Regions from separate parts of the Homo sapiens genome. Here region 1 is linked to region 2. A link is an interaction called in ENCODE POLR2A ChIA-PET data of the cell type or tissue named here. Cell type or tissue: GM12878. All regions are shown on one strand. Links, peaks and the distances in the headings refer to the core of each region. The heading gives the core; the rest is flanking DNA. Region 1 has its middle 29 kb from the start of ADRB2. Region 2 has its middle 34 kb from the start of ADRB2.

What was found. ChIA-PET counts read pairs that join two places held together with the same protein. Peaks named below come from ENCODE experiments on the same cell type or tissue, not always from the same donor. Only the 100,000 strongest peaks of a DNase experiment are listed, where the experiment ranks them.
Region 1: POLR2A ChIA-PET joins it to region 2 with 6 read pairs; 3 of 35 experiments call an interaction of 5 or more read pairs at or near these places.

Annotation. Positions count from the first base shown.
Region 1 is chr5:148,847,835-148,864,103 of GRCh38, reverse strand. No RefSeq gene overlaps it. Among named protein-coding and RNA genes, the nearest start is that of ADRB2, 29 kb to the right of the region's middle. In GM12878, for the core only: no CTCF peak of the experiment used is centred there; no DNase peak of the experiment used is centred there; H3K27me3 peaks cover 461 bases.
Region 2 is chr5:148,784,301-148,800,569 of GRCh38, reverse strand. No RefSeq gene overlaps it. Among named protein-coding and RNA genes, the nearest start is that of ADRB2, 34 kb to the left of the region's middle. In GM12878, for the core only: no CTCF peak of the experiment used is centred there; a DNase peak (open chromatin) is centred at 9,059.

The DNA of each region.
Region 1 (16,269 bases), core at 3,098-11,097, 66 kb before region 2:
TAGGAATGCAGGCTAGAACTTTTTTAAAAATATGAAATCTAAGTTTTTAATGGTGGCAATAAATTTCGATAGATTGTGTGGCCAAACAAAACACATCTGTGGGTTAGATCCGGCCTGCAGACTACCATTTTTGACTTGTGCTTCTATGGGTCATGAATTACTTTAGTATTTCCAGCTGCTGATTCAGTACTTTGAGTCCATGCATGGATTCCCCCTTTCTTATGTGGCAGTTCCTGGGATGTGGTCCTGTGCTCAGGGTTCAGCGACTTTGGAGAGTATTTTCACCACTCTTCAGGGGATTGTGTGAGACTTGGACAAGAACTCTGAAGCTCCAAAAGCTGGGGACTCCTTGTGGGGTAAAGGGAGGGTCAGGCGATTCCAGGCAATGTGGCGAGGTCCCATGGTACCTGGGAACATAATTGAGACAGAGGCAAGAGATCTAAGTTTTCACACTACCTTTGTTGTATGTTCTGGGATAAGTTTTCACACTACCTTTGTTGTATGTTCTGGGATAAGTAACTTCTCTGGGTCTGTTTCCTCTCCTTTAAAATGAGAGGTGGGATTGGATGGGTTTCTGTGATTTTGTTACAGTCACCCTTCCTCACTCTCAACCCCAATTCTATAGGACTTCCAAGACCCCACATCCAGTATGCCTGTCTGAGGTGTGTTTGCAGCAATCTGAAGAACCCACTCTGCAGAGCCAGCTGGGTCAAGTTGCCCTCTCCCTGTTACCCTAGGGTTCTCTCTGCCTCAAATGCCTTCCTACTTTCTCTACCCATGTAACCCCTACCCATTCAATCATTCAGCAAGCCTCTCCTGACCCAGGTCAGGTCTATTTCCCAATCATATGCACCATTCCATCAGAGTACTCACTATAGGCACACTACTCATTTATTTGTGTGATTATCAGATCAGCGTTTCACTGGGTTAGATTATCCTGATGTTCTCTTCTCACCCTGATAATCAGTGATTCTGAGACAGTCAACCAATGAACGGCAGTGCACAGAGCAGTGGCTCTCAAGCTCTATTATTTCCCCCATGCACTCGAGAGAGTACGGCACACATCCAGCACAAATCTGCTGGGTTGAGAAGCTCATATAGAGGTTAAGAGCACAAACCTGGTCTTGACATTTCCATCTGCTGCTTTCTAGCTTTGTGGCTCTTTCCATAAGATGCACTGACACCCAGCTTAACCATAGAGTGATGATTCATTTTTGTTGTTGTTGTTTTTGAGATGGAGTCTTGCTCTTGTCACCCAGGCTGGAGTGCAGTGGCACGATCTCGGCTCACTGCAACCTCTGGCTCCCAAGTTGAAGCTATTCTCCTGCCTCAGCCTCCTGAGTAGCTGTGATTACAGGCACCTGCCACCATGGCCAGCTAATTTTTATACTCTTATTAGAGATGGGGTTTCGCCACGTTGGCCAGGCTGGTCTTGAACTCCTCTTACTTATATAATTCTTGAAAAGTTATTTAAAAGTAAAACTACGTGTCTCAATAGGCTGATGTAAGATTAGGTAAGATGTTGTTTGAATAGTCTCTGACAAAGAGTAACGCTTAATACATGGAAGCGGCTATCATTATAATTATTATTAGGTGGTGATGGTGGGAGCTGCAATGGTGAACACACAAAAAGTAAGATTAAAAATCGGTCTTTACAATAAAAGAATTTACAGAGAAGGCTTTGATTGATGGAGAAAGTAGAGTACAGAGTGGGACATTCAGGATACATTGGGAAACCACTTCTCCTAAAATTTTTTCTAGATTCTAAGTGCTCACCTCTTTACATTCCTAAGGAACCTCAGGTGATCCACCCACCCAAAGTGCTGGGATAACAGGTGTGAGCCACAGCGCCCGGCCAAGTGATGGTTAATTTTATGTGTCAACTTGACTGAGCTATTGGGTGCCCAGACATTTGGTCAGACATTATTCTAAGGTTGTGTGTGCTGATATTTCTGGATGAGATTAACATTTGATTTGGGAGACTAAGTAAAGCAGATTGCCCTCCCTAATGTGGATGGTTCCCGTCCAATCCATTGAAGACCTGAATAGGAAAAAAAGGCTGACCTTCCTCCCTATAATAGAAAATTCCCATGCTTGTCTGCCTTTGAGCTGGCACATTGGTTTCTTTTTACTGACAGACTTAAACTAAAACATTGGCTCTTCCCAGGTCTCAAGTCTGCCAATGTTTGGACTTGTACTACATTATCAGTTTTTCTGGGTCTCCAGCTTGCAAACTGCTGATCTTGGGACTTGTCAGCTTCCATAATCACATAAGCTGATTCTTTAAAATAAATCTCCTTTAAAACACACACACGTGTGCACACACACACGCATGTCCTATTGGTTTTGTTTCTCTGGAGAACCCCAATGAATACATGTGGAAACAATGATAGCTGTCCTGCAGGATTCTTGTGTGGAACAACTGAGTTAAAACACTTAGCTACTATTGGATGCACAGCAGGCATGCAGGGATGCAATACATGGAAACCATAAAAATATTTTGAAATCCCAGACAGAGCATCCTTAGAATAAATATTCTAGCTGGAGTTTTGGATATTTGCTCTCTTCACCAATTAGCATTTCCCTCCTCACCAAAGGACTCAGAGGAAGATGAGACCAAATCAGCCAGAGGTCCAGATATGGTTTGACTGTATCCTCACCCAAATCTCATCTCGAATTGTAATCCAAATTGTAATACCCTCATGTCAAGGGAGGGACCTGGTGGGAGGTGATTGGATCATGGGGGCAGTTTCCCCTATAATGTTTTTCTGATAGTGCGTGAGTTCTCACAAGATATGGTTGTTTGATAAGTGCCTGGTGCTTCCCCCTTCACTCTCTCTCTCTCCTGCCACCTTGTGAAGAAAGTGCCTTGCTTCCCCTTTGCCTTCCACCATTATTATAAATTTCCTGAGGCTTCCCCAGCCAGGCAGAAATGTGAATCAATTAAACCTCTCTTGTTTGAAAATTACCCAGTCTCAGGTATTTCTTTATAGCAGTGTGAAAACAGACTAATACAGGTGCTTTCTCCCCCAAGGGATATTTTGCAATGTCTTAAAAGATTTTCAGTTGTGATAACTGGGGGAAGAGAGGTGCTACTGGCATTTAGTGAGTAGAGGCCTGGGAGGCTATCCAACATCTTAGAATGCACAAGGCAGGCCCATGGCAAAGAATTATCTGGTATAAACAGTCGATGGTAAGCCAGACAGTAAGCGATGATATGTATATATCATCTGTATATCCTAAAGTCCATATACATACAATCAACTGACAACCTGCACAAAGGCAAAGCCATGACACAGACTCCCAGCCACGAGCCAACCTGACTCACCCACTGGAGGCTGACTTACCAGAAAGGGAAAGCCAGCATCTCATTTACGCACAACTTTTTGGGAAAGTAAAACTTCAGGGAAGCTGGGTGTCCCTGGTGTCCTATACAGTGTGATCATGAAGCATGATACACGTTTTTGCCCACACCTTCTTCCTGCCTAAGCTTTTCAATACTGAGCAATTCCTGTTCCGCATATCATATCATAAACTCTTTAGGAAAGTGAGAGGCCTAACAAGAGGTTGGAGGCAGCAGGGGAAATGGGGTGAGGCTGGGTGTTATGCTGAGCTACCCACCGTCTGGGCAACCTAGGTTTGGCTCACTTTCTCCCCTTTGTCTTAAAACCTTCATCAGTGAAATGAGAGGGTGGGATGAAATGACCTTTTAGTTGTTCTTTTTTTTTTTTTCAGATGGTGCCGAATCTTAGTAAGACAAGAGTGGAATTTCTCATAGAGGGCTTTTTCTCTCACGCACTGCGCTTTGCAGAATATCACAGAACTTGGAAACACCAGCTTGGGAATTAAAGAATGTGACAAACCTGAGTTGGAAATCCTAGCTCCGCCTCTTACTTACATAATTCTTGGAAAGTTATTTAAAAGTAAAATTACATGTCTCAATAGGCTGATGTAAGATTAGATAAGATGTTGTTTGAATAGTCTCTGACAAAGAGCAACGCTTAATACATGGAAGCGGCTATCATTATAATTATTATTAGGTGGTGATGATGGGAGCTGCAATGGTGAACACACAAAAAATAAGATTAAAAATTAGTCTTTACAATAAAAGAATTTACAATCCAAGAAAACTAGGTCAGTGACACAGAGAAGGAAGAAGTGCTCAAAGGAAGTATGGTCAATGGGTTGCGAGATAGGGTTTGCATTTAGAAAAGAGAAGTTAATTCCAATTAGAGATACAGAGAAGGCTTTGACTGATGGAGAAAGTAGAGTACAGAGTGGGACATTCAGGATGCATTGGGAAACCACTTCTCCTAAAATTTTTTCTAGATTCTAAGTGCTCACCTCTTTACATTCCTAAGCAACAGTTAAATGGGACAAGCAAGTTCTCTCTGTTGTCCCCGTTCAGCCTAGATGTCTGTGGAACTGTTGAATTATTCAAATGCTTTTTGTTCTGTCTGACTCCCTACCAAAAAAAAAAAAAAAAAAAAAAGGGAAAAGAAAGAAAACAAAAACACAACAAATGTGTACATCCCATGTCCAAAAGGAGTATTTGGTAGCAAGGCACAAGTACACAGATGAAGGAAAAATACAAGAACAGAAAAGAGCAGGAAAATTTCTGTTGCCTCTTCTAACCAGGAATTCAGATGGGGAGTTAAAGAGTGAATGCCTTCTAATTAGCCCTCTGCTCTGTGAGGTTCTCACATACGCTGTGTGTGCCCAGCTACCCCCAGGGCTGTCAGAGAGCAAAGCTACTTTCATAGGAAGAGAGGGAAAGAGAGGAGCGAAGAAGAGGAGGCAAGCAAATGAAGCAGGTTCTACATGGCAAAATAGAGACACAGCCCATCCTTCTCATTTAAATGAAAGAGACAGCTAATGGACAGGGCAAAATTTCCTGCTCACTCTTGGCATGAGCAGACCGGGGCTGTTGTCCTAGCTCTGCATGTTATGGGCCCGTCATAGTATCCCCTACTTCACAGGCTGTAATGGAGATTAAACGGGAAGCCACCGGTAAAGGGATTACTGTGAAAAGCAAAGTGGTTCACATAAAACAAAGATACTATTATTGTTGTTGTTTTCACAGTTAAGGAAACTGATGTGTAGAAGAGAAGGTCTTTGCTCAGGAGGTCCTGAACAGATGGCAGAGCTGGAAGTTTCCATCCTCTCAGGCCGAATGGGCAGGTTGCTTTCAGGGATAGGGTGCAGGCAGGCTGGGGCCACCTGAATAGTCAAAGCCCTCTGCTTCAGCCACCTTCAGCCAAGGGAGCCTGGGCTGGGGCTGATAAACACAGCCAAAGGCATATCCGGTATGAATTTCAGCAGCCCCTCCTACTAAGACGCCAAAGCACGCAGGTTTGTGGTGGGAAGCCCTGGGGAGTGGAGAGGAAGAGCTTGGGAGAACATGTGGGAAATTGAGCCAGCCAAGAGAAATGAAAAACACATTGGCTGGTGTGAAGGGAAGAGGATGCAGAGACACAATCCATAACTTTAAATGTTTCCGTCATCTGTGGCAGAAAGGTGCAAGTGACCTGCTACAGGGCAAGCCCAGTTCCGAAGCCCAGGCTGCTAAGGCAAAATACCTCCAGACATCTCTATCAAAACTTTTACAAGGATAGTGACTGTGACAAAATCATTCCAATGCAAACATGTAGAATTTCCACAGCTTGACTCCCAGATTGGTCTGCAGAAAGAAGACTATAACCTAGGGACAATTTTTTTTTCATGTCGGGTGGCTTCCATACCAGCTGCCTGTAATTTGTTGAGCAAAGCACTTGCCCTTCTTGAGTCTCTGATTCACTAGCAAGGCATCTACATGGGAAGAGTGATGAGGTCCTTTCTAGGTTTCAAAATGTGAAGTATGTGAGAGAGGACGAGAATGGCACAAACCTTTATTGTGTACAACTAGTTGCCAAGTACTCTTACATATTTTACATATATCACATCCTTGGGCCTTTATGGTTTTTCTTTGAGGAATGTATTATTATTTCTAGTTTAAGTATGGGAAATATGATGCCCAGAGAGGGTTGAGACTCATTCAACATCACACAGTCAATAGTCACAAAGTTGAAATTCAAAATTATGTCTATTGCTTTTCGAAGATAATGGTAGAATAGCAGTAATCGATGTTGTTGTCCCCTGAAAATGATGTTATAGAACATGTGCTCCTTGTTACTGTCATGAGCCTGTCCCACATCCCAGCTCTGGATATTTTAGGGGAAAGATCACCATCTTTGAAGATGAGACCTGAAAGATGCATGCTGAAGCTGGCTCAGACTGTCTCAAAAGAGCTAATTGTGTGCACCTCTTCTCAACTCCATCTTCAGTGATGTCACCTCAGTACTTTGAAATTGGCCATGACCCCAGTAGTTACACCATAGAAATAGACGAATACTACAAGTCAGGGATCCCCCGTCATGGAGAGCTGGCTGACTAGCACACCACTGGATGTTGCCTCAGCTCCATCACTGGCTGAGAGGAGAAATATTTAGACCCATGTAGTAACTTGACATTGCTGTGACATCCAAGCACTGTGTAAGTGGGCTTGTCTTGTTGACCTGGGTTAGACCTGTTGGGGTATTGGTGATGATCAGAATCACCTGGAGTGAGTGCTGATAGTGTGAAGGAGACACAGGCTCCTTTCTTCTAATCGGATAGGGCCTGCTGTGTTTTTACCAAGTTTCCCAGATAACTCTGATGCCCACCACAGTTTGGGAACTGCTAGTCTAATCTACACACCGAGAATGGGAATACCTCTCTTGACCTTCATCATGTGGATGGTGAAAGTAAGCATGAACAAATAAACTCAGATCTTGAAAGGGTAGAAGCCAGAGGCTGGGTGCGGTGGCTCATGCCTGTAATCCCAGCACTTTGGGAGGCCGAGGTGGGTGGATCACAAGGTCAGAAGATCGAGACCATCCTGGCTAACACAGTGAAACCCCATCTCTAATAAAAATACAAAAAATTAGCTGGGTGTGGTGGTGGGTGCTTGTAGTCCCAGCTACTCGGGAGGCTGAGGCAGGAGAATGGCGTGAATCCGGGAGGCGGAGCTTGCAGTGAGCCGAGATCGCGCCACTGCACTCCAGCCTGGATCAAAGAGCCAGACTCCATCTCAAAAAAAAAAAAAAAAAAGAAAAAGATAGGGTAGGCGCCAGATAAGCATGAACCTGAGGCTCCATTTCCTTGCCTGTAAAATAGGGATACTTCTCCCCTTGCCTGGCACTTCTTGAGAAGGTGATCCTGTTGTAATGGTTTTACAAACAGTGAAACTCTGTACAATGTGTGGCATTGTGATGACAAAAATATGAAGATGATTTTTCTTTTGGCTCTATTTCCTTGGAGTGTTGAGGACACCCTCCTTTCACCTTTTACTCCCACATCCTATTTTTGAACTTGGCATATTTTGGCCTAGGGATTAAATGACCCATGGAGCCAACAAACCTGTGCAGCTGCCCTGACTCCAGCATGTCCCAGCACCCCTGCTCCTTGCTGCAGCTGATCTGCCCCCTTCCAGTACCAGCCACTGGCCTCTGGCCCAGGCCGAAGATATCACAGTCCCCATTTCCTTCCAAGTTGCTTCTCAAAACCTGGCACTTAGCTTTTTAACATAATGGCTGTCCCACCTCAAGAGGCTACTTGGCTTTAATTTTAAAATATCTCTTTTTCTCCTGTGTTTTGGAGTATGGCCAACTCAGCTCTGCCAGTGACCCCTCCTTATGGGTGCAGATGAAAGTTCTTAAGTCGTTGGGGCAGAGGCCAAAGTTCTAGAGTGTATTTGCCATGATCATGCCAGATGATGTTCCCTCTCTTGGGTCTCCACTTCTGCATCTGATATTTCCCAGCAGGGAGTGATTGGCATTTTGTGTAGGGTAATTCTTTATTGTCTTGGACATTGCAGGAAGTTTAGTATCCCTGGCTGCCAGCCACTGAGTGCCAGGTAGTGCCAACTTTGTCATTGAGACAACTCCAAAGGTCCCCACACATATTTCTAAGTGGCCCTGTGGGGCAGGTTCTGCTCCAGGACTGTATTATGAAGACTTCGGTTTTCTCATCTGGCAAATGGACCAGAGAAGTTCCCAAGAACCAGAAGGTCTCAGGAGCAGCATTAAGAACCGCCTTGGGCTAGAAGGAGAGGCTGAGTGTGTCTCTGTCCTGCTCTAAACCAAGGTTCTGGTTAAGTTTATTTAATTTATAACAGTTCTACAAAACAAGTTGCTTGGAGAAAACCTCTTGTGGTTAAAAAAAAGTGTGAAAACCACTGGGCTGGGTCAGAGGTTGCTAGATGACAGCCCAGAGGCCCAATATGTGCTCTGCAGTCATGTTTTGTTTGGCATGGGATTTTAAAATATTTAGAGCCAACATTTTAAAAATCTGGATTTTAGGCTTCTCAGAAAACAAAACAAAACAAAACAAAACAAAACAAAACAAAAAAAACAAGAGGACAGGAAGATTTGGCAACACAGTGCCGATTTCTACAAGGCAAGAGCAGCCAACGGCTGAGCAGAGGCTGCCCACTTAGGCAGGGCCTACCCTGTCCCTCTTTTCCTTTACTTGTCTGGCCCCATAGGCATCAGAGTGTACAATGCTTAGAAGGGTAGTTCTCAACCCAGAATATCTGGAGTAGCTTTTAAAATTCCAGTGCTGGAATTTTAATCCAGACTAATTTAATCACAGTCTCTGGGGTGGGGCCCAGCTGGAGCATTAGTACATTGAAAATCTCCCCAGGTGATTTTACTGTGTAGGCAGGCACGAGAACTAATAGACTCTAGATGACTTCTAGTTTGAACACCTGCCCCAAGAAGCCTGGATTCAAACAGGAGTTCCCGTTCCCTCTCCCCATGTCCCTTAGGATTCCCATGCTCCTTTTCTTCCCCTGGAAACCCTTGACTTTGCCCAGACTCACAGCCATCAATCCTTTTGCTTAGTTGAGTTCTCACTAGACGGCATATCCACCTCATCTCCCACTGCGTCCAGGGCCTTCTAATTGAATTCAATCAATGTTCTGTTCTTTCCAAGGCCCCAGAGGGTTCAGACCCTCTCCTGGAGACTGTTCCACTCGCAGGAAAACTCTGCAAACCCCATAACTCACCAGCTCCCACCAGCCTCTACCACAGAAGCTAATCCAGGCCCCTTCCTCACACTCTATCTGCAGTGACACCTTCCAGAATCATCTTCTCTGGGACTTCATTTGCATAAATGCCAAAAAGGCAACCTGTAAGGTTGGGATTCCCAACCTCAGCCCTATTGATATTTTTGGCCAGATAACTCTTTGTCGTGAGGGTTGTGTTGTGCATTGGAGGATATTTAGCAACATCCCTGGTGTCTATGTCCTTTAGGGGCAAAGTCATACCTATTGAATACCATTGCTGTACATTCAAAGTTTCACGTTCTTTTAAGGCATGAATGAGATGTGCTGTTATTCCAGTTCTTATGCTGCCAACATACCTGTCCACTCCCCATTTCCTTTGAAAGCAAATAGATCTTTCTGATCCCACCCACCTCTAAGGTTCATTACATCAATAACAATACATCCATTCATCCAATTTCTCCAAGTTCTAGAAGTCTTCTATACCTCTAGTTCTCTCAGTTTATGTATGCAAGTGATCAGCATGTCTTATAGGCTCTGCTTCCTAAATATATCTCAAACTCCTCTACTTCTTCCCAGCTCCACTGATTCCAATTTTGTATCTATATAGATATACATCGATATATATCGATATATGGCACACTGAGCTTGTGCCATGTGCCCATATTCCTTCTCCCCTCTGGTCCTCTTTGAAATTAATCTATATCTATATCTATATAGATATCTATATCCATATATCTATGTATATCCCTATGGAGATATGGATATAGATAGATAGAGATATAGATAGATAGATAGTTTTGGTCTGGACTATTGCGATAGCCTCATTCTCTCTCCTACAGATCATTTTCCTTACTGCACTCAGAGCTGTCTTTAAGAAATGTAGACCAGATCATGTCACTTACCTGCAGAAAAGCCTTCAGTCTTCCCACTCTTAGAATGAAACCGAAACTCCTTACTAGGGCCTATGAGGTTGATCTGGCCCCAGCCAACTCCTCCAGCCACTCCTCATACTAATTTTCTTCTATTTAATTCTAGCCAGATTGGCTGCCTGTCCACTCCTTAAATATACCAAGCTCTTTCCTGCCTCTGAGACTTTGCATGTCTCATTTTCTCTGCCTATCTTTTTTTCTTTTTTTAAACCCTGGTTTCCACAGCTGGTTTCTTCTCAAGGTTCAGATCTCGTCTTAAGAGTCACTTCTGCAGTCATCTCCCTCCCCCCAAGTTATTCACTGTCCATTGAACACAGTGAATAAATCCATGACATTATTTATATCTTTTAAGCAAATATTACAAACTTTATTATCTTTTCCTTGTTATCGTGCATTTTGCCTCACTGGTATATGTGAAGTCAGGTACCTCATCTATCTTAATTGTTACTGTACCTCAAGACCTAGTACAATGCCTGGCACGTGGCATGAGAACAATAAAAATAAATCTCCGTTGAAGGATTCAGTGAGTAGATACCAATAAGCTTCAGGTCCCAGACTCCCGAATGCACTGGTAGCAGATAATGACTGACGCTCCTCCAGCTCTGACATTTTAAGATGCCACAGCCTCTGTACCCGTAAAATGTCAATTCACAGTGGACCACTGGGAATTCCATGAGTCACTCAGGGGATCATTACTATCTTACGGCCTTTGTGACCATAATAGGGTTTCTTTGGTGGAATAATACTGATTTCTTAAATGTCAGAGCTAGAAGGAAACTTAGAGGCAATCAAAACAGTCTTTCCACAGTGAGGAATACACCCTAAACTTTATTGTTCATTTAACAACTGCCCCTGAAACGCATAAAAAGTTAAAGAAGATAGGATCACTTTTGCTTAGAGGGTCAAACCACATTGTATCAGATAGAATTACTGCCATTCTTATGGGCCAGGTGTGAGTACCCCAGTATTTAGTCAGCAGTTCTGGCTGTGGCCTGGACTTTGTGCCAGTAGAAAGAAAAGGATCAGGCTGGGTGTGGTGGCTCATGCCTCTAATTCCAGCACTTTGGGAGGCCAAGGCAGGTGGATCAGCTGAGGTCGGGAGTTTGAGACCACCCAGGCCAACATGGTGAAACCCCGTCTCTCCTAAAAATACAAAAAATTAACCGGGCTTGGTGGCAGGCATCTGTAATCCCAGCTACTTGGGAGGCTGAGGCAGGAGAATTGTTTGAACCCAGGAGGTGGAAGTTGCAGTGAGTCGAGATCACACCATTGCACTCCAGCCTGGGTGACAGAGAGAGACTCTGTCTCAAAAAAAAAAAAAAAAAAAAAAAAGAAATAATACTTTATGATTTTCACTGGAAGCCCTGGAGTTGGGAGAAAAGCTAGTCTCAAAGAGTTTGTTATACTTTCTGATCTAATACAAAGGGAAATTGAGTTATTGAGAAAAATCTTGCACTCTCTCAAATTGAAATAGAAATAGCTTAATGCTAAGCTTTCATTGTCCATTAGCATAGTATACAGGAAAAAGTCCATGAAATTGAGGAGTCAAGTCAAAGTGATTAGAAAGAAGAGATAAAAGACTAAAAGGAAAGAAAGGAAGCCTAAATATAATGAAACAGAAGGAAAAATTGAAAGTACAAACTATTATTATATAAGACTGATTTGAAACCCTAAAGTCCAAGGAAGAGAGGGCCAGTCAAGGAAGGAGTGAGGGTCTTCCAGGGCTCTATGTCTCTCTCAGCAAAGAAATTGGCATGTGTCATTGTGTAAATTCCTTTAAGAGAGATTTACTGAGCTTGTGCCATGTGCCCATATCCCTTCTCCCCTCTGGTCCTCTTTGAAATTAAAAGAGTGGAATAAATGGTCTTGAAGTAATTTCTAGAATCCTATTTCTTGTCACTTTTTGACTCAAAGCCATGGACACATCTCCAAATAGGATCGAGAGTATACTGTGACATCCTTTCAGTTATGTGCCAATTTCCTCAAAATCACTCAGTGGTCTTCACAGATGGACCAGAGAGACAGAGTGAGATAACAAGCAGTACAATTAAAGGATATTTTCTTCTACTTAGATAATTATCTAGGCATTATGAAGTTCCTGGTGACACTAAAACACCATTCACTTCTTTTTTTCCCCAGAGCCTAAAATCTAAAACATTGAATTAAAACAAAGAATTAAAGTCCTTACATTTGTATACATGCTTTTTGAAGCTTATAAAATGCCTACACATACTTTATTTCACATTAGTTTCATAACAAACTTGAGAGATGTTATTCTTCTTAAATTATCAACAAGGAAACTAAGACTGAGAGACTAAGTGCTTTGCCCAAGCTCACCTGGTGTGCCATGCAGCTGCCACTTGCTCTCGGCTCCCTTCCTCATGATTCTCCAGCTCTGCTCAACATCCCAGGGACCTGCACACTACAGGATCTCTTACCCTGTTTCTTCAAGGCAGGTTTGGCTGATGGGAGTCAATGATAAAAGACCGAAGGAGGGGAGGGGAGAAGCTGGGTGTTTCTTCTCTTCTCTCTCTGCCTCTGGTGTCATCTCCAGCAATGGCTTCATGTGCTCAGTGATCAGTGCTTCATGTACTCCTGATAAATGTCCTGGCTTCCCAAATCTGGTAACACTACCTGTTCTTGTGTCCCTCCAGGCTCAGGGGCAGTAGCATCTTCCTGCTGTTGCTAATATCTGTGGTGCTTCACCATCTCGTTTGGCTTCTCAGCTTTTTCATTACCTGTGCATCCAGTTCCTTATATTCCTTATTTTGAAAGACTTAGAGTGGTTTACATTTTCCTGGTTGGACCCAGACTGAGTCAACTGGCTAGGGAATCACTACTCTGAGGAGCCCTAAGACAGCATATCAGATGTGTGTGTATGTGGATGTATGTGCATTTTACTACTAAACAGTGAAAGCCTTTTCATCTGGAAGTGAGCTCATCTGGAAGTGAGCTCATATATCTTTGGATCTTGGGACTCTAACATAGTGCCTGGCATATACCACACACCAGCAAATGTTTGCGGACTTGCTATGTTTGTTTGGTAAAACAAACCCAGCCAGAGTGGCTGTTTAGTTTATCTCCATATCTCTACGTATCTGTTAGACCTAAACAGAAGAAATACAGGCACTTCTAGTCTATAAAATGTACCTGTGAGCCATTCTGCCACATACAACTGAGCCACACAGGAAAACTGCATCATTAGCAATTTCTATAAAATCATTCTGGCTTTGAACCACAGTAGTTATTTTAGTTGGGAAGATATTAATTAGCTGAAACTTAGGAAAAAGTTTAATCACCTAAAAAAATGGGGGGTGAAAACTGGGTGAAAGACATGGGAAAACATGGAAAGAGCCATTCTTTTAAATTATTTCAGTTTTCATACACTTATGCAGGAATTGTTTAACAGAGTTGGATGGTACTAGGTGTGGGAGACCTGGTTGCTGGCCCCAGTTTTGCCACTAACTTGCTTTGTAGTCTTGGGCAAGTCATTTCTCTCTGGCCCTCAGTTTCTTGATTGGCAAAATGAGGAGGTAAGATTAAATGATCTCTCACTGCAAGATCATTAGCTTACCAGCATTTAGAGAATCCAGCCCAATTTTATATTCACATCAAATGAGATCTCGCTTATTCTGGCCCCAGCTTACCTTTCCATTCTCATCTTACTGGTCAACTCACCTTACTCACTACCCCTCTATGCCACCTGCTCAGCCAGATGCTTATGAACCTGGACCTATGCCATCCTGTTTTCTCTGTGTCTGTTCTCTGTGTTCTCTTTACCCCACTTTGCGGCTCTGCTTAATTTCTCTCCTCTCTGCTATGGTCTCAGATCCCTTTTCCGGTTGGGATAAAAAAAAATAAGACTTCCTGCTATTGAGGGGAATTATGGGGTTCCGCTTAAAAGAGTGGACTTTGAAGCCAGAATAATGGGTTTAAGCCCTGGAGCAGCAATCTACTAGCTGTGTGAATTGAACAGTTACTTACTGGCTATTCCTAAGTTTCTTCACCTGCGAAGTGTTGATATTAATATTACCTACATTAAATTTCTGATGTTGAAAGACCTAGAATGATTCCTATTTTCCTAATTGGAAACCGACTAAATTACCTGGCTGAGGAACAAATATTATGAGAGCTATAAACCTGGCAGAAATGGGCAGAGACAGCATACCACTGGTGTGTGTGTGTTTGAGTGTGTGTGCATCTGCATTTTCCTATTAAGCAGTGAGAGTCTTTCCACTATGATATAGCTTTAGCACAGTGATTGACATTGCAGGCACTAGCAATATTTGTGGACATTTAATACTGGCAAGGATTATCTGAGGCAATACATTCTATGCCTAGAACAATACATGGTACATGGCGACGCCCAGTGATGCAGCTATTATAATTATAGCATAAAGCTAGTACAGAGGAAAGACTGATGGATGAGGAGGAAGAGGAAGTGGGTTCTCACTTTAGCTCTGCCACAGGCTAGTGGTGACCCGGTGCCTAGATGGAACCATTATATGTGTCTCACCAGGCTTTTTTCTTTCTTACTAGAGCAGTTATTGTGCTGTCTTATTATGTTTTTGTGTGCTACAGTGAGCTAGTTAAGGCTAGGAGGCTGTTACGGATTGAATTAATTGTATTCCCTCCAAATTCATATGTTAAAGCCCTAACCCCTAGTATCTCACAATGTGACCATATTTAAAGGTAGGGCCTTTAAAGAGATTAAGTTAAGACAATGCTGCTAGGGTGGGCCCTAATCCATTCTGACTTGTGTCCTCATAAGAAGAGGATATTAGGGCATACAGAGAGATACGAGGAGTGTGTGCACACACAGAGAAAAATCTATATGAAGAGGCAGCCAGAGGTTGCCACCTGCAAGTCAAGGAGTGGGGTCTCAGAGGAAACAACCCTGCAGGCACCTTGATCTTGGACTTCCAGCCTCCAAGACCATGAGAAAATAAAATTCCATTGTGTAAGCCACCCAGGCTGTGGTATTTTGTTATGGAAGCCCTAGCAAACTAATACGGGTACTATGTATTTATTCATTTATTCAACCATTACTTATGGAGCATCTATTATGTGCCAAGTCCTGATTTGTGCAATAGGATATGAAATGCTGAGAAAACAATAAAAGAAAAAGGGCTTCTGCTCTCAGAAGGTTTGTAGTTCAGTGGGAGAGACTGACAGTCAAGAGATGACACAAGTCAGTGTGATAAGAGCACAGAATGAAGCGTCCCTGTGCCCTGAGAGTACATAAAGCAGCGTGGGGGTAGGGTCTGATGCCCTGGCGTCTGTGTTGTTTTATCCCCAGCACTGTCACAGCACTGTGCTGACAGACAATACACTGTAAATGTTGGTTGGCATTTATTGAAGGCTCTGATCTCTCAATTCTCTATGTGGATTAACATGAATTCTTAGTACTCAAGGAAAGAGAGCCCAGGGGCAGACTCTGCTAAGTGTGGACTGTTTATAGGGCAGCATAAAGCTGGTACAGAGGAAAGACTGATGGATGAGGAGGAAGAGGAAGTGGGTTCTCACCTTAGCTGTGACACAAGCTGATGGTGACACCCTTCCCTTATCTGGACCTCCATTTCCTCATCTTCAAAAATGAAGTAGTTGGAGTAGGTCATCTCTAAGATCCCCTGTAGCTCCATGAACTCTTTCCCAAAATGTAGTTCATGAAAAACTTATACTTAATGTAGGATAGAAGAGACAGAGAGAAGGAAGGAGGAGGAAGAAATGTAGAAAGAGGAAAGCTGGCAGGCAAGAACAGAAAAGGAAGGAGGAAGGAAGGAAGGAAGGAAGGAAGGGCTAACAAACTAGGTTGGCAGAGGTGGAACTCGACCTGTGGTCCTAGACAGTCCCTGGTGCCCCGTTTGCAGTTACTTGGGCAGCAGGTCTCCTGGTGGTTCAGCAGCACCTGTGGATTCAGTTGCCTAAATCCTGCCTGTACCAGGCCATATAAACTTGGACAAGTTGTTTTTTTTTTTTTTTGAGATGGAGTCTCATTCTGTTGCCCAGGCTGGAGTGCAGTGGTGCAATCTGAGGCTCACTGCAAGCTCTGCCTCCCAGGTTCATGCCATTCTCCTGCCTCAGCCTCCCGAGTAGTTGGGACTACAGGTGCCCACCACCACGCCCGGCTAATTTTTTGTATTTTTAGTAGAGATGGGGTTTCACCGTGTTAGCCAGGATGGTCTCAATCTCCTGACCTCATGATCTGAAACTTGGGCAAGTTATTTAACCTATGCCACAGTTTGATCCCTTACA
Region 2 (16,269 bases), core at 5,143-13,142:
GCTCTACTTCTCAAAGTCTGTTTTGTTAATTTATAAAACAAAGATAAAACCTACATAGTAGCATTTCTGTGAGTCATAAATGAGATAGTTCATTTGAAGTGCTTTGTGTGGGGGGCCCAGGAAAAAATAAAATTTTCCCTAATACTAGATATTGCTGTTCCTCTGTGAGAACCATCAGTGGGTTTCATATCTTTTCTGACTTCTGGTAGGCTTGAATAATTTCTCAATTGCATTTTAAGCTGTGGGTGACAGCAAAATATAAGGGGTATGTTAATGTATGATGGAAAAAAAGAGGAAGGGGTTCCCCCGTATGACAGGGAAACACATATATGAAAAAACCTGTCCTGTTCCTCATTAAGTCCCATTTTTTTATCTGCAGATTGGATGATTGAATTTATAATCTCTATGATGCTGCCTATGCCTGACATCTTATGATTCATTCTCTGAAAATAGAATGAGGTTAAAATGGCTCATGCTTAGTATAACGGAGAAGTTGAAAGAACATAATCTAGCTTATCAACTTCTTTTTTGTTTCTCTAACAGTAGTGGATTGTTTTGAAATTCATTTCTTTCTTAAATGAGTAGTCAGCCGGGTGTGGTGGCTCATGCCTGTAATCCCAGCACTCTGGGAGGTCGAGGCAGACAGAGTACTTGAGGTCAGGAGTTTGAGACCAGCCTGGCCAAAATGGTGAAACCCAGTCTCTACTAAAAATACAAAAATTAGCCGGGTGTGGTGGCGGGCGCCTGTAATTCTGGCTACTCGGGAGGCTGGGGCAAGAGAATTGCTTGAACCTAGCAGGTGGAGGTAGCAGTGAGACGACATAGCACCACTGCACTCCAGACTGGGCAGCAGAGCGAGACTCCGTCTCAAAAAAAAAAAAAAAAAAAAGTAGTCACTGCATATCTGCTATTTGCCAGGCACATGATAGGAATGGAGATGGTTTTGTCTGAGAATCTCAATATTAGATGGGTAGTCTGTGCTTCTTTTAGGCACAAATGCTGGGCCAAATGCTCTCTGCACTACTGTATTAGATCTAAAATCAAGGTGTCAGCAGAGTTGGTTCCTTCTGAGGGCTGTAACAGACCATCTGTTCTATGCCTTTCTCCTAGCTACTGGTGGTTGGCTGGCAATCTTTAGTGTTTCTTGGCTTTCAGATGCATCACCATGATCTCTTCCTTTATCTTCACACGGCATCCTACCTCTGTGTGTGGCTGTCCCTATGTCTACATTTCCACCTTTTATAAGGGCACCAGTGATATTGGATACAAATGACTTCACCTCAACTTAAATATCTGCAAAGACCTAGTTTCCAAATAAGGTTCTATTTACAGGTACTGGGGTTTTGAACTTCAACATCGTTTTGGAGGACACAATTCAACCTATCCTTCCAGCAAGCATCCTTCCAGCCTCAAATAACAACCTTGAGCTCTCCCTACAGACAGGACAGACTATATTTGTTTGGCCTTGGCTTTCCATGGAATTAGGCTCACAGCTTCTAAATACTACAAGCCCATGGGTACAGCCCAAGATTCCATTTGTGTTTCTGAGTCACCTTCCATAATGGGCTCATTTTGAGTTTGTTTTCAGTTAAAGGACCAGATTTTTTCCCTTTAATTGACAAACCAGTTCATCCATCCAGTGCTTAAGTATCTGATCTTATGAAACTAAGTACTGAACATTATACAAATTCCTAAATGATTAATCTTTGAATGGCTCAAGCTAGTATCATGAGAACTTGAGTTATTAACAACTTTAGGTCCATACACCATTTATTTCGTTGCCACTTCTCCATGGCCTGAGGACCCAGTTGGAGGACTCTTCTGTCCAAGTGGTCAGCCTCATTAGTCGTAAGCATGGCCAGGTCTCTTGTCTGTAGCTCTTTGTGAGCAATCTGTCCCATCCCTGGCACCTAAGCATGGCCAGTTCTCTTGCCAGGCCCCGACACTGGAGGCCCCTGGACAAGGCTGGAGTTAGGGTAATGTAAGTAAAGCACCTGCCTCAAGGATGTAAAAATTAATACAAAAATATCCATTATGAACAACACATCAAAATCTTAAATAAGTATAGAATCTGACAGGGCCAGGATCAGGGTGAGGAGAGTGAGTAAAGTCATAGAGTAAGTGCAGAGTTGGATTTCATGACATGAGAACTCTTTAGTTTAAATTGCACTTTCACTTATATCTTACTTGATTTCCACAGTAACCAACCCCATGAGCAGCCCTCCTTTTCCCTATTTCACAGGTGAAAAGGAATCCAAAGTAGTTATAAGCCTTTTTCAAGTTTATAGTACACTAACACTAAGCTACCATGAGCCCTCTTTCCAGGTCACTAGATGGATTGCCAACGTGTTAATGAAAAACACCAGTCCCTTGATCCACACTTTTTTCAACAGAAATACATAAGCACAAGCTTCTAATGAGGGTGTCTCAAAACTAAACAATAGTTAGATATTGCCTGCTTGACACTGAATTCTCTTTCCTCAGAAAGAAGACTTCCTAACATCTTGCCAAATCATTAACTTTGCTCTTAAGTCCGTTTGTTAAAATCTGGTTGCTTATAACAAGACACTTGGCTTCTACTGTTTATGGTATTGGGATATTCTTTGGCTTCAAGTAGGAAAATAATCAGAAACATATAAAGCTCAAAAGAACCTTGTAGACTATTTTGATTTCACCCCAGCTAGTGGAGATTAGGAAGCCTGTCTGTGTCTAATTGGGAAGTGATTTACCCAAGGTTACATAGTTAGTAAATGGCAGAGGTAGTATCAGGAAGGAAATCTCCTGATCTCTAGCTACAATTCTAATTAGCATCATGGAATTTGTGCAATTAATTTGTGCTTCCAAATCATAGAGTTCACCCACATATTTTTACATTTGGGGAAACGGAGGTCCAGAAAGGGGAAATAACTGAAAAATGTATAGGTAATTAATAGTACAGCTTAGACGAGGGCTCAGGTGTCGTTACTCTCAGCCATGAAGCTGATCCCATACTCTACTCTGCCCCACCAGAATCCACACTAAAAGGCCAGGAATAGGGTGGGGTTAGTTTGTAGCCAAGTGCAAAATCTAAGGGGTGGCGAAGATAAATAATATCTTAATGTAATATTTTAAAAACCAAAACCAATACATAACCTCCATAATGAATAACATTTTAATAAAGACAGGATCCAACTCTGCACTTATCGTGTGACCTACTCCCTCTCCTCACCCTAATCTTGGCCCTGTCAGGTCCTATATTTATTTAAAACTTTGACATTTTGCTCATCATGGATATTTTTGCATTAATTTTTGTCCCCAAGGCAGGTATGTTACTTACCTCACCCTAACTCCAGCCTTGACTGGGGCCTCCAGTGTCCAGGCCTGGGGAGAACTTATCAGTAAGGTGCCAGGGATGGGCAGATTGCTCACAAGGAGCTACAGGCAAGAGACCTGGCAGTGCTTATGACTAATGGGGCTGATCACATGGACACAAGAGTCCTCCAGCTGGGTCCTGAGGCCATGGAGGAATAGCAACTAAAAAACTGAATGTGACTGAGTAGTAATTACAAAATAGTATTTAAAATATAAGCTCATTTTTATAAATATATACCTGTGTTATCTCTGGATAGTGGTATGATAAATTTTGCACACGCCCCCCCTTTTATTTGCTTCTTTGTATTTTCTGATTTTTCTACAACGTACATGTATGACACATTTTCTTTTCTTTTTTTTTTTTTTTTTTTTTTTTTTTGAGACAGAGTCTTACTCTGTCATGCAGGCCGGAGTGCAGCAGTGCAATCTCCACTCACTGCAACATCTGCCTCCCGGGCTCAAGCCATGCTCCCACCTCAGCCTCCCAAGAAGCTGGGACTACAGGTGTGCACCACCACACCTGGCTAATTTTTGTATTTTTGTAGAGATGGGGTTTCACCATGTTGCCCAGGCTAGTCTCAAACTTCTGGGCTCAAACAATCCACCTGCCTCAGCCTTCCGAAGTGCTGGGATTACAGACGTGAGTCACCATGCCCGGCCAACATAACATTTTTAAAAAGTCTATCATAAAAATATGTATGGATATATCCAACAAATTCTCTTTTGAAAATACTTTGGTCTAATGTCAAAAACAAACTAATATCAGGGGCTGTTATACTTTTTTTTGTTTGTTTTTAGGAAATAACATTTTGTGGAATCTTGGTCAGGTCATTTTCATTTTGCCCAAATTTTCTTACTCCACGTTGCTTTGCTAAGCCCTGTGAATTTATTCATTCATTAATTCATTCACTTACTCATTTGTTCTTCTTAAGAACATCTGTTGAACAGATATTATGTCCCAGATACCGGACTACAATTAATGCTGCAATGTGAATGCATTATAAGTGCTTGGGCCCCCTATTCATTCTCAATTTCTGCAGCAAACTTAAACCTATCTCCAGAGCTCCTGGCCTTGCAGTCATCATTCATTTTTCATAGCCACTCCACAGACATTTTTCATAGTTGCTGCTGATGACACCTCCACCTCCCCAAAACTCTTTTCTCTAACTCCCACCCCATCGGTTCTTTGATTTTATTCCTTCCTCTACATTTCCACAACCACAGCCTTGGTGCATGCACTAGACATTTCGTTCTACAGGTCACCTAATCTAGCAATCTCCAGGCTTTTCTTTACCATGTATCCCTTCTTATAACATTTTTGAACATCCAAGCCAAGTATATATATTTATAAATCATACTAATGTGTCACTTTTAACCCATGTAATACATGTAAATATTAGAATATTAATTTCTTTATGATTTTTGAAACAATATAAATATAAATAGACAACATAATTTTTCCTTCCCACACTGTAGATAAATCATCTTACAGAATCCCTAGAATGTTTGGATTCTACCTCTACTTTATCAGTTCCAAACAGGACAGCAAAAGTGACCTTCTCATGTAATTATCTGTTATGAATTTTATCAAACTGGTAAGCTTACATTGGCCTCATAATAACCAAAAATGCCCCATTCCTGCCTTCACGGTCTATTACTCATTATGTCCCTATTTTCATCTCTGAACAGTCTTAGCTGGTTTTAGGATGAAATCCTTACACTGGGATTTCCCGATGTGTGTTTTATGTGAAAAGAGTCTTGTGGTCAAATAAGGTTGGGGAACTCTGCCAACTTCAGTCTTGTCTTAAGGAGACTAGACGCAAATAATCATCCTGAAGACTCTGAGAAGTCCTCCAGTAAAGAGGTCTGGTTACCTTTGTTGAACAGAGCATTTCCCATGCTGAGTCAATGTTTCATTGTGTAACATTTATTCACAAACCTTGAAATAAATGTTAATAGAATAAACTTTGGGAAATACTACCTTTCACAACTTTCTGACTTCTCCATTCATTATCACACATGTATTTACCATCATCAAGAATGGCTTCCCCCTTCCTGGGAGCCAAACTGTCTTCTTTTCCCTCAGAACCACATTTGCCCCTTAATGAAATCATCCCAGATGAACCATGTCTAGCCACAAAACTTCAGTTATTTCAGAAACCACTTGGTCTCTCATAAACAGCTCTGTGCAACAATCGGTTAGACAGCAATATTTTAAAAGCACAAATCATATATATCATTCCTCCGCTCAGAACTCTTCAGGGGCTCTCCCAAAATATGCAAAAAGAAGACAGACTCTTATGGTCCAGTGATCTGCCCCCTTCTACTTCCTCAACATAATTTTCTGCCACTCCAGCTCTTGGTAACCTTTCTGCCTTTCTCACAGATGCCAAGCTAATTCCTGCTGCAGGGTCTTTTCATGTGCTCTCTCTTTCACAGGGGATGCTCATAGCCCACATCCTCCCGTGCTCACACTTCTTCTCACTCAGGTATCTCACTTGTCACCTGCCCAGTGAGGTCTTCCTGGACCTCTGGACCTGAAGCTCCCATGTCTTCCGCTAAATACTTTCTGATCCCACATGCTGCTGCCTTTATTTCATAGTCTTTGCACTACCCACATTGAGTTATATATTCATTAGATTACTTATTTCTTGTTTTCCTTTCTCACCAGAATGTAAGACCCAAGAGGGAAGGGAATGTGCTTGTCTTTTTCACAATTCTATCTCTGGAGCTTGGAAGAATGCCTGGCACATGGTAGGAATTCAAGAAATATTTATTGCATAAGTGAAAAAAAGATGTTTCATCAAGGTTCAAATTCTGGTTGTTTGCATGACTTGGTGGAATAGCTGAGCCTCTGTTTATGTTCTTCTCCCACAGAGCTAATTGCTTTAATAAGTGACACTGCAAAATGGGCATAATAATAGTACTTCCTGCATATAGCTATGGTGAAGATTAAATGAACAATGCATGTAAGATATTTGATACAATGGTAGATACTATTCTTTCATTTTATTTTCTCATTACTGAGTCCATTATCTAGGACATAGCAAGAACTGAGCAACTGTTAGCTAATATAATTCTTAACTCAGATGTCTTCTTTTTTCTAAAGCTTGTAGACTGATTTTTAAATCAATTGGTCAATGCATGTTTTCAGAGGCATTTTCTGTATCTGGCATTCTATTAGGACTTGTAAGGAGATACACAGACATGTGAGATATGCCCTTGAGATGCTTGTAATTTAGTTAGGGGCAAAGCATAAACATATAATAATATAATTTGAAAACTGGGCAGACTATGAAAATTGAAACCTAACTGGAAATGATGAGAAGCACCTGGATAAGTTGTGCTTTGAAGGATAAGCACTTCCTTCCCTGCAGGGAGAGAAAAGGGCTCTCCAAGAATGGGGAACAGAAGAACCAAGGGGCAAGGTTGGGAAGGGAGTGTTGTGGTGAGGAAGGCTGTGGGGTGAGCAATAGGGAGGACAATGACATGTGGCAAGGAAAGGTGAAGCCAGGGAGGCAGCTTAGGAAGAGTCCAAAGGCCATGGTCACTATGATGGGATGGCATAGAGGCATAGGAAAAGACAGACTGCTAGATGTCCTGCCTTGGATGCCAGGGGTGGAGGTGTCTGTAACAGAGATGGGGGGGTCTACAAGGAGGTGGGTAGGGTGGAAGAGGAATTAGATTATGTCATAGACAGGAAGAAGAGTCCTGGGACTATATTCCTGGGGGAGGTTGAAATGGATGAGTAAGAGGAAAATTTGGCTTAAGAAAAGATGTTTTTTCAGAGATTGGAGATGGGGTGGTAGGAGGGTAACACCAATGATGGAACCAGTCATGCATGCAAATCCACTGATAATGGCTGCTCTGTAACATGCCCTTGTCAAAAGCATAATCTCCTCTAACCCCCACAGTGGTTCCTTGAGACAGGTCTCTCTGAAGCTTACATAAAGGCCAACTTGCTTGCTTAGGCCCACATGGCCCTAAGAGCAGAGCCTGGATTTGGACCCAGAGAGTCGGTCTAGAGGGCCCACTCCCTAGGCCTTTATGCTGCTCCCTTGTCAAAGGCTGGGGATGGCAACCACACATGCAAGAGAGAGGTTAGGGCCACCCTCCCCAGTTAACTCACAGAATGAATCACAGGCATAGAGGAAAATTGGGAAGTGGGGTTAGGGAGAAAGGTGGTGGTAGGGTCCTTCAGGGTGAGCTGGGGATTTCAGGAAAGAAGAAGTTCAGAAAAAGCACTGTGGGAAAATATGTTAGGAAGAAAAATGAGAAACAAGAAGCCTGACTCAGAGCAGGATGGGGAGCTGCTCACAGGGGCCAGAGAAAGTCGTGTGAGGTGAACCCTGGAGACCCACAGTAAGGCTCATGTCCTCCTCGCCGTGGCAGCTCTTTCAAGTTCTAGGAAGGAGGTTTCATGTCTCATACCTCAGGATGCATGTGGCTGTTTCTTCGGCTGCACATGGCTGTTTCCTGGGTGGATAACACTCTGCTTTGGGGCCTGCTGAGGGTGCAGTGAGTTGTGGTGTTCTGGAAAAGTGTGCACCGTAGGTTCCTGAAAGTCAGGCCAGGCCTAGGTTCAAAGCTCAGCTTCTCCTCTCATTAGCTGTGGAGCAGCACCTACTTCAGAAGAAATTTGTTAGAATTATATACGATTTCTAACATAGGCTGCCACAACTTACCTAGCATATATATTATAGCTTCACCATGTAAATGGCTATACCAAATACATTTTTAGAAAAGACTCAAATCATGGCTATTGGTTATTGATTTGAAAAGAATTGTGTTCTAAAAAACTCTATATAAACTATAAAGCTGTAGGCATTAAGTAGATATATATCACTATTATTTCTTGTTATGAGGCAAGTAATGGTTTTATACTAGACCCAGTTCATTGGGTTAGCATTTTGCTTGTCCTTTCGGCATGTCTCTGATTCTTTTTTCACTGAATGACACTTAGCAGTTTACACAAAGTGCTTTTCACTTATATTATCTCACTTCGTCCTTAGAGCAAACCTATCAGGTAGATGCTCTAATTATCCCCATATTACAAATGAAGAAGACCGAGGCTACTACACAGAAAATGGTTGCCTCCAGGCCACGTGGGATTTATGCTTCTGAAATCTGTTGGTTTTTGTTGTTGTTGTTTATCTGACAAATCCCCTGCCAACCCTCCACAGAACTGTTGTGGTGATTAAATCACAGAGGTCGCTGTGCCTTTGAGGTAGGAGACTGGAAGCTTGCCTCTGCTGTATCACCTTGGCCATGTGAAAAATGCCACAGTGGGGTGTGGGTTTGGGAACCAAGGGTATGGAGCAGAGGAAACCAAGACAACTTGGCTTGAATCCCGGCTCTGCCAACTCAGACAAGTCACCTAACCTCTCCCAAACTTCATTTCCAGTCACTTACCATCTCTGATTCTTAGCTTCTAGATACATTGAATAATTGTCTTTACCAGTGGGGTTGTTATGAGGATATAAGAGGATAGTATGTCTGGCATTGATCCTAGTTTAATGTATACTGAATTAATTACATATTACATTGCCTTTTATTTCATAGTACCTACCACTGATGGATAAACCACCTATTTGTCTTTTATGCAAGGGGATCCCCTCTCATTCAGCTTGTTGATAGATGTAGTGAAACCTCCTTAAGTCATGAGGAGCTTAGTCTAGTGGTTAGAGAGCAGAACTGAGTCACAAAGTCTATTTCCCAAAATGAGTCACTTTGTAGCTAGCATTTTGCTTTAGTAAGAGTCAGAGATGGAAAAAGGGGGACACATTGGTGGGGTAGGGCTGTGGATGTGGGTGGGGGATGGGACCCCTCCTTCCTGTGGTGAGCAGCTCTGGAGTCTGGCTTGACCACCTCTCTTCCTTCAAGACCAGGTGGCGTTTCACTGGATGAATTATTTCAGTTTATCATTGCTCCTGATGTTTACATGTTTCCAGTTTCTTTTTACTACTCCAAGAATCTACTTTTGGAAACACCAGTCATACTTGCTGTGTGACCTTAGCCAGGTCTCTTCCCTCTCTGGTCCTCATTCTAATAATCTACTAAGTGGTGGGATTGTGTCTGGTGTCTCTAAAGTTCATTTCACTTTGGCGTTCAGACCTCCTAGGATGGAGGTTAGAGTTCTAGGTGTGTTCTCGTGTGCCAAGGAGAAAGAATGACCCACTCATTGCACCCATCATTTCCTGGATCCTGACACATCATCCTGTAATTTCAGACTGGCTCCTAGGGCACCTCATGCCAGCTGGTTATTTTCCATCCCACCTATAGTGCTGCCATCCTCTAAGCACAAGAAAAATGGTGCTGGCACTGGAGAGGGTTAGCATTTTTAAAGGAGCCCAAATAGCCTTAGGGCCACTTGTTTCTTCAAGGCCCCAGGTGACAGTTCAAGAGCAAGTGAGATGGTCTTAACTTCACACAAAACCATTTATCAGGGAGTCACTTCCCATTTATGGCTGGTTGTTTTGGTTACCAAACAGACGGACATACATGGAATTATATTTCTCTCTCTCTCTCGTGTTTTTAATACTGAGGTGGGGCCATTGTGGGATTAGCTTAGAGCCATGAGTCATTGGGTGCAGGGCATGTTTCTATTTGTCGTAGCATTTTATTATTATTATTGAAGCATCTATAACCGCGTGGGAACTGGAGCCCAGCTTGACCACCTCTCTTCCTTCAGATGGCCTCTATGTTCCTACATATGTCATAAGCAGCGTGAGCAACAGCTACACACTCATTCGATAATGGAGGACATGCCAGTTGAAGTTGGGTCCAGAATTCTTCATACCTGACTAGCCTGTGGGCATATAATGGTTAAAATTACTGGAGAAATTTCAATGAAGAGGGGGAAGAAAAAGAGAGAGAGCACTGATTTGGGAATCAGGAGTTTAAGCTTGATTAGTAAGCATTACATAAATTTGGGTCAATGATTTTACCCCTTTAGGAGAGTAGGGTGATTGGGGCAAAAAAAGGAAATAAAGTTTGTCTAGTTTTCCAGACCAATTAATTGGTAGTAGCTGTCTGATGCGGTGTGCTGAGAATTATGGAACATCATTTGGATCCTTGGGAAGAAGATCCTTGGAAAATGAGCAGCATTGAAGCTCTGTGAGAAGAATCTTGAGTCCCATAGTAATGTCTGCCAAGGACTCTGGCGGAGGAGAGACATAAAGGGAGTGGGGAGTGTTTGCCATTCTGGCACTAGATGATCTTCAAAGTCCCATACAGATCCAAACATTTCATGGTTAGAAATTAAAGAAAATAAACTTGCTCAAATTTGTTACCACTTCAATTTTTCTCGTTGGAACTTTGTTACCAGAGCATATAATTTTCAGACCTAGCTTCATTACTGGCAAAGGGAATATCTCTGGAACTTTTGTTATGTGCACCACAGATATTAGCGCTGCTTAAAAGTTCTAAGTAAGAACTATAAGAACTCCAAGTCGTCATAAAAGAGATGTCTTCTACAATTGTTAGGGGGCTGAACATAGGATGGTTGAACAGTTTGTGCAGTTTTGGAAAAATTGTGTTCCATGTAACTTACTGTTTTTATACTATAAACTGCAAAAACAACCTCCCACCTCCTCGTCCCTTCAGCTTCTTCCAGATCTGTGCTCATATTTGGTGCATGTGTTTAAAAGGCTAAGAAATACTGCCAGCCATAAAGTGTAGGCAGTTCTTCAAGGAGAGTAAATGATGTTTGGATGCAGGGAGAGGTAGCTGGCTCAACAGAAGGAAATGTAGGAGTCTTTGTTGAACACAGTCTCCAATAAACCAACAGGATTTTGGGGCTTCTAAAAAGCTCATCTAATGTTCAGCTAAATTAAGAAGTTCCATGAGTGTAAAATCCCCCCATACTCTAGTCTAGCGGGTCCAGCCTTGGACAATTATATTCAGGCCTGAGCATCACATTATCAGGATGGTGAGCTATTTAGAACTATGTATAGTTATGCACAATTGGAAGATTTAAGAGAGTCAGGATTCCATATGGGTGTCTCTCATTTCTATTGTCTCTGTTCAGCCCTGTTTCCTCCTTCAGCAGATGGGTTTCTTCCATAATGACATAGGTTAGGTTCCCTGGGAAAACAAACTCTCCGATGGAGATCTGTGTGGACACCAGCTCTGAGAGAATGAAGGAAGCAAGAGGGGAAAGAGGGAGAAGTTGGGCTACAGTGCCTTCACAACAATTGCCTCATCCAATCCCATGGGGATCTCTGGAGCTGCGATAGCTCTTCAAGATTTTCCCAAATTTAAACAGAGGTATCAGGTCTTTATACCTCTATATTAACCAATTATTGGATGTGGCTGGCTGGGAAACCAAGGGAAAGGCAGCTTCCTTGTGCAGAGAAAGATTCAGCTGTGAGTCGTACTAGTGGCATTTGCGGTAGTCAGTGTCAATGCATCAGTCCTGATCTGGTGGCATATCTAGAGGCCCATCATGGGACCCACTACGATGAAGATATGACCACTAGTGGCCGTAGATTTACATTTGTCTAGCTCTATTACTTCAAAAAGAAAAGATTCTATATTCCAGCTTTAATCTTTAAAAGTCGTGGAGGAGTGCTCTGATTGAATCAGCTTGGGTCAAAAACTCTAGCCAGAAGTTAAGGAATTATGATTGAATGACTTTGAATCTTGTTGACTCTTATGGCAAGGTGGATGAAGCTGGGTAACAGAAAAGAGGTGAAGCTCTATGGTGAGGGGGCAGCCACCCAGGTGTAAACGCCCTCATCTGTCCTGGGAATGAGGGAGGTCACTGGGACTAAGTAGCATAAGAGGGCAGAAAGAGCTAGCTCAGCTCCATGGACAGGGTGTTCTCTCTTAGTAATTACAAATGCCTTCTGTTGGGGAGAAGCTCCCATAATAAGAAACATTTCAGCAGAGGTCATATGTTTCCTTCTTTCCAGTCTTCTTTAGAAAAGTTTCCCTTATTTGGATTACATCAGAATTAAATGAGAAGCTTTAAACTGATACCGATCATTGGGCTCCATTACTAGAGATGCCGATTCGATAGGTCTGGTGTGCGGCCCAGGACTCAATGTTTTAAAGACTCCTCATTTGACTTTTATATGCTGTTATGTTTGGAAACACTAGCCTATGGAGCCAATATTTTACCAAAGCTGCTCTGCTTGAATTGCTCATGCATTTGGAGCTCCAGGGGGAGTGTGGGAGGAGAGACAAAGGAATTGTGCTTACTTTCCCACCTTGTCACCCCTTATCCCAAAGGTGATCCCTGAGTCATCTCTGTAGAACAGAATTGAAGATTACTAGTCTAGATTTCCAGATTATCTTTCAACTACAAAAACTTATTGATACCGTGGATATTCCAGGTAAAATAAAGCAATAAATTTATGCATTATTCTTTGCTGTTTCAGACATCTGCTGGCATTTCTGAACTGGGATTTATTTGGTGAAAAGAAGAGGTTTATTAAACTTGTCTTTTATTTATAAATGCTTTCTCAGTTCAGCATAGGGACATAACTTATTGTGGGTCCAAGAGTAAAGAAAGAGAAGTAAGTTAACTGTGGAATCTCTGGAGTCCTGACAGGTGTTTTCTGATTCAGCAAAGGAGATAATTTGGGAGTAACTGAAGATGGTCTTCCTTTTAAAGAAAGTACATGCTTATAGAACTGCCATGTTTTGAACATGTCCCCTGCAAAGTTCAGGTGCTGCCAGTGTTGCAATTAAGAGGTGGAGACTTCATGAAATAATTAGGCCCTGGGGCTGCTCCCTCACTAATGGGATGAAGACCCTTTTAAAAGTAGAGGCTTTGCATAGGCGTTTAGCCGGCTAGCTTCTGCCCTGTGAAGACTCAGCAAGAAGGCCCTCAATGGTCATCAGAAGCCGGAGCTTTAATCTTAGACTTTCCAGCCTCCAGAACTGTGAGAAATAAATTTCTGTTCCTTATAAATTACCCAGTCTCAGATATTTTCGTTATAGCAGCAGGAATGAACTAAGACAAGAACACTGCCAAAGACACAAAAATAGAACTTTTTTGAAGCTATTAACCATGCCTATAATTTCTTTTTATTTCTGTCAATGTGCAAGCAGAGATTTTGCTCAGCTCTAATACTTGGGTTAATTTTTTCCACTTAGCATAATTTATATGTACATCTTTATGTATCCTTATGGCCTTTGTAGTTTTACAATTTTATGGCTACACAATAGTTGATTGCTTTAAGGATACCATCGTCGGCTTTATCTCACTCTAAGCTGGGGCATTTGGGTGATTTCCATTTTGCTATTAAGCATTGCATTGTGGTTTGGTACCTATCCTTGCCTGTAACTGTACTTCCAGAATCCCCAGTGCCAAAATTCCTTTCCCTGACTACAAGCTTCTCTCTCAGTTTCCTCAGTTCCCTCATATGTGATCCAATGGCCTGCCAGTCTGGCTCAACCCCCCTACTGCTTTTTCTATTCCAGCTAAGGAGCTACTGGTCACTATTACTGTGTAAAGTTTCCAGCTTTATCACATAAGTGCTCAAGAAATGTCATCTATTATGATAACAACTGAGATCAGGATATGATTATTCTTAAATTCATGTCAGTCTCTTACTCATCTTATCCAACCCTTACCCAAGAGTGTCTGGCTCACAGATCTTACAAAGATATTTGCTCAAACAGTGGATGATTTTAAGTCATTATTTTTGTCAAGTGTTCTTTTGCACTTTAAATAAGAATTTCTTCTACTTTTTTTTATTATGAAAATATTACACCATGAATTCCTGGAGGACATAACACATATTTTATCTTTTATTGTATTTCTAGTATTAGTCTGGTTTATGTCAAAGATTTATAATTTTATTCAAGTCTATTTAATGGTTTTTGCTTAGAATTATTAAGTAATTTCTTTTATTTTTTCTAGTTTTGCAATAATAGTATAAACTGTGATTAGTCACAAAGAATATATCTTAGCATATGGATAAATTCTATTTGCTTAGATTCTGTTTAGAAAGTCTCATAATAAAATAAATTACTTACCATATAAAAATTTTCTTTTTATTTTAAAACACAGATTTTGGAAGTAAATATTCAAAAAAAATTACCTGTAATACCAATTATATTTGTTGTGGTAGTAATAAGACTTATTTAAAATTTTTTTCCAATTTCTTTCTTGGTTCATTAGTGAGTTTACATCTCTTTTTCTTTGGGGGTCAATTTTGGTCATTTATATTGCTGCAAAGGCTAAGCTATGTCACTGAAAATTCAAGTATATTAGCATGACGTTGAATAATAATAACTTTAAAAGGCATTTTTCAAATTAATAATGTATATAGTTAAAGATGTTGAACTATAGTACACAATAAAAAATGGCAATCCTCTATCCACTTCTCTCTCTTTTAGCTTCAATCCCGAGGCAACCACTGTCAACTTTTTAAACTGTATCCTCTATTATTTATCTCAGTAATTCTGAACAACCTGTCTATACCGTCATTACTTTTTAAAGTAGTATACTCCCGTGTTTTGGCTATGCTCTTTATCCCACTCTCGGAAATCCTGGAGCCCCAGTTTCTGGGTAAGGGATTCTATATCTTCCCCCTTTCAAAGATTTTGTTGGTATCAGGTCTGAGACTGTCTTATCTTTCCTTTCTTTAGTCCTTGTTGACTTATGATGTTTTTGCAAAAATATTCTTTACTGTCTGTTTGGTGGGTTTCAGAAATAAATAGAGATAAATCATATTTACAACCTGCCATGATTAACTGGTAGTCTCTAATAACCTTTCAAAGAATTCAAAAAATGAATACATGAATCATGATAGGTAAATATTTTCAGTGTTCAAAATCCAAAAGGTACACAATGTTTTAAAGTAAAAACATTCTCTTCTACCATGGTGCCTGGCCAATCAGTTCTCTGCAACCAATGCCAACAGTTTCTTAGCAGTCTTCTAGATATATATTAGGAATGTATGTACAAATTCATATACATTGAGTTCTGTATACCTTTTCCACCCTCACATAATAATGTATCTTGGAGAATGTTACTTATCTTTATATACAAAGCTTTTTAATTTAATTTTTTAGTGCTTGTATAATACAGCATGGTTTATTTAAACATTTCTGTGTAAATGACCACTCATATATTTTCTAATATTTTGTAATTAAGCTTTTCCTTTGCCATTTTTTATGTCTATTAATTGACTTGTAGGATAAATTCACAGAAGTGCAATTGCTGGGTCAAAGAGTACACGAATGTCTAATTTTGTTAGATACTATCAAATGCCCTCCTAAGAAGTAGTCCAATGTACATTGTTCCTTTTGGAACGTTTTAATATATATTTCTCTCATTGTGAGTGCTGTTGATCATATTTTCATATATTTAAAAGCCATCTTTTTTTTTCTAAAAATATTTCATCTACATCTTGCCCATTTTTCAAATGGATGTTGGTCTTATTTGATCATGCTTCAGAGGCTCTTTATATTTTAAGGAAACAACATGCAGTTTATTCTATGAGTTGCATTTTTCCTAATATGTCATTTGTCTTTTAATTTTGCTTATGGTTATCTATGCGTTCTTATTTTTATGTAGTCAAATTTCTCAAACTTTAAGCCACCGAAGATTATTCCCAGGCCTTGAAACGCAATAGAATTTTGCCGGGGTTTCAGGCTTACTTGGACCAGAGATCCCTTTATTTCTTTCTATTTCTCACTATGGGAATGAGAATGTCTCTCCTATACCTTTGCCTGCATTATGGAAGCAGATAATTTGTTTTTTAGTGTCACAGGGCCACAGATGGAAAGGAATTTTGCCCCAGAATGGAGAAAACCTAGAGTGTCACACATACCTGGTTTAGATGATTTAGGTGATGAGATTTGAGACTTTTTGGGTTGATGATATTTAGATGAGATTGGAGACTTACAGTTAATGCTGGAATGAATTGAGACTTTAGGAAATGTTGGGATGGGGTGAAT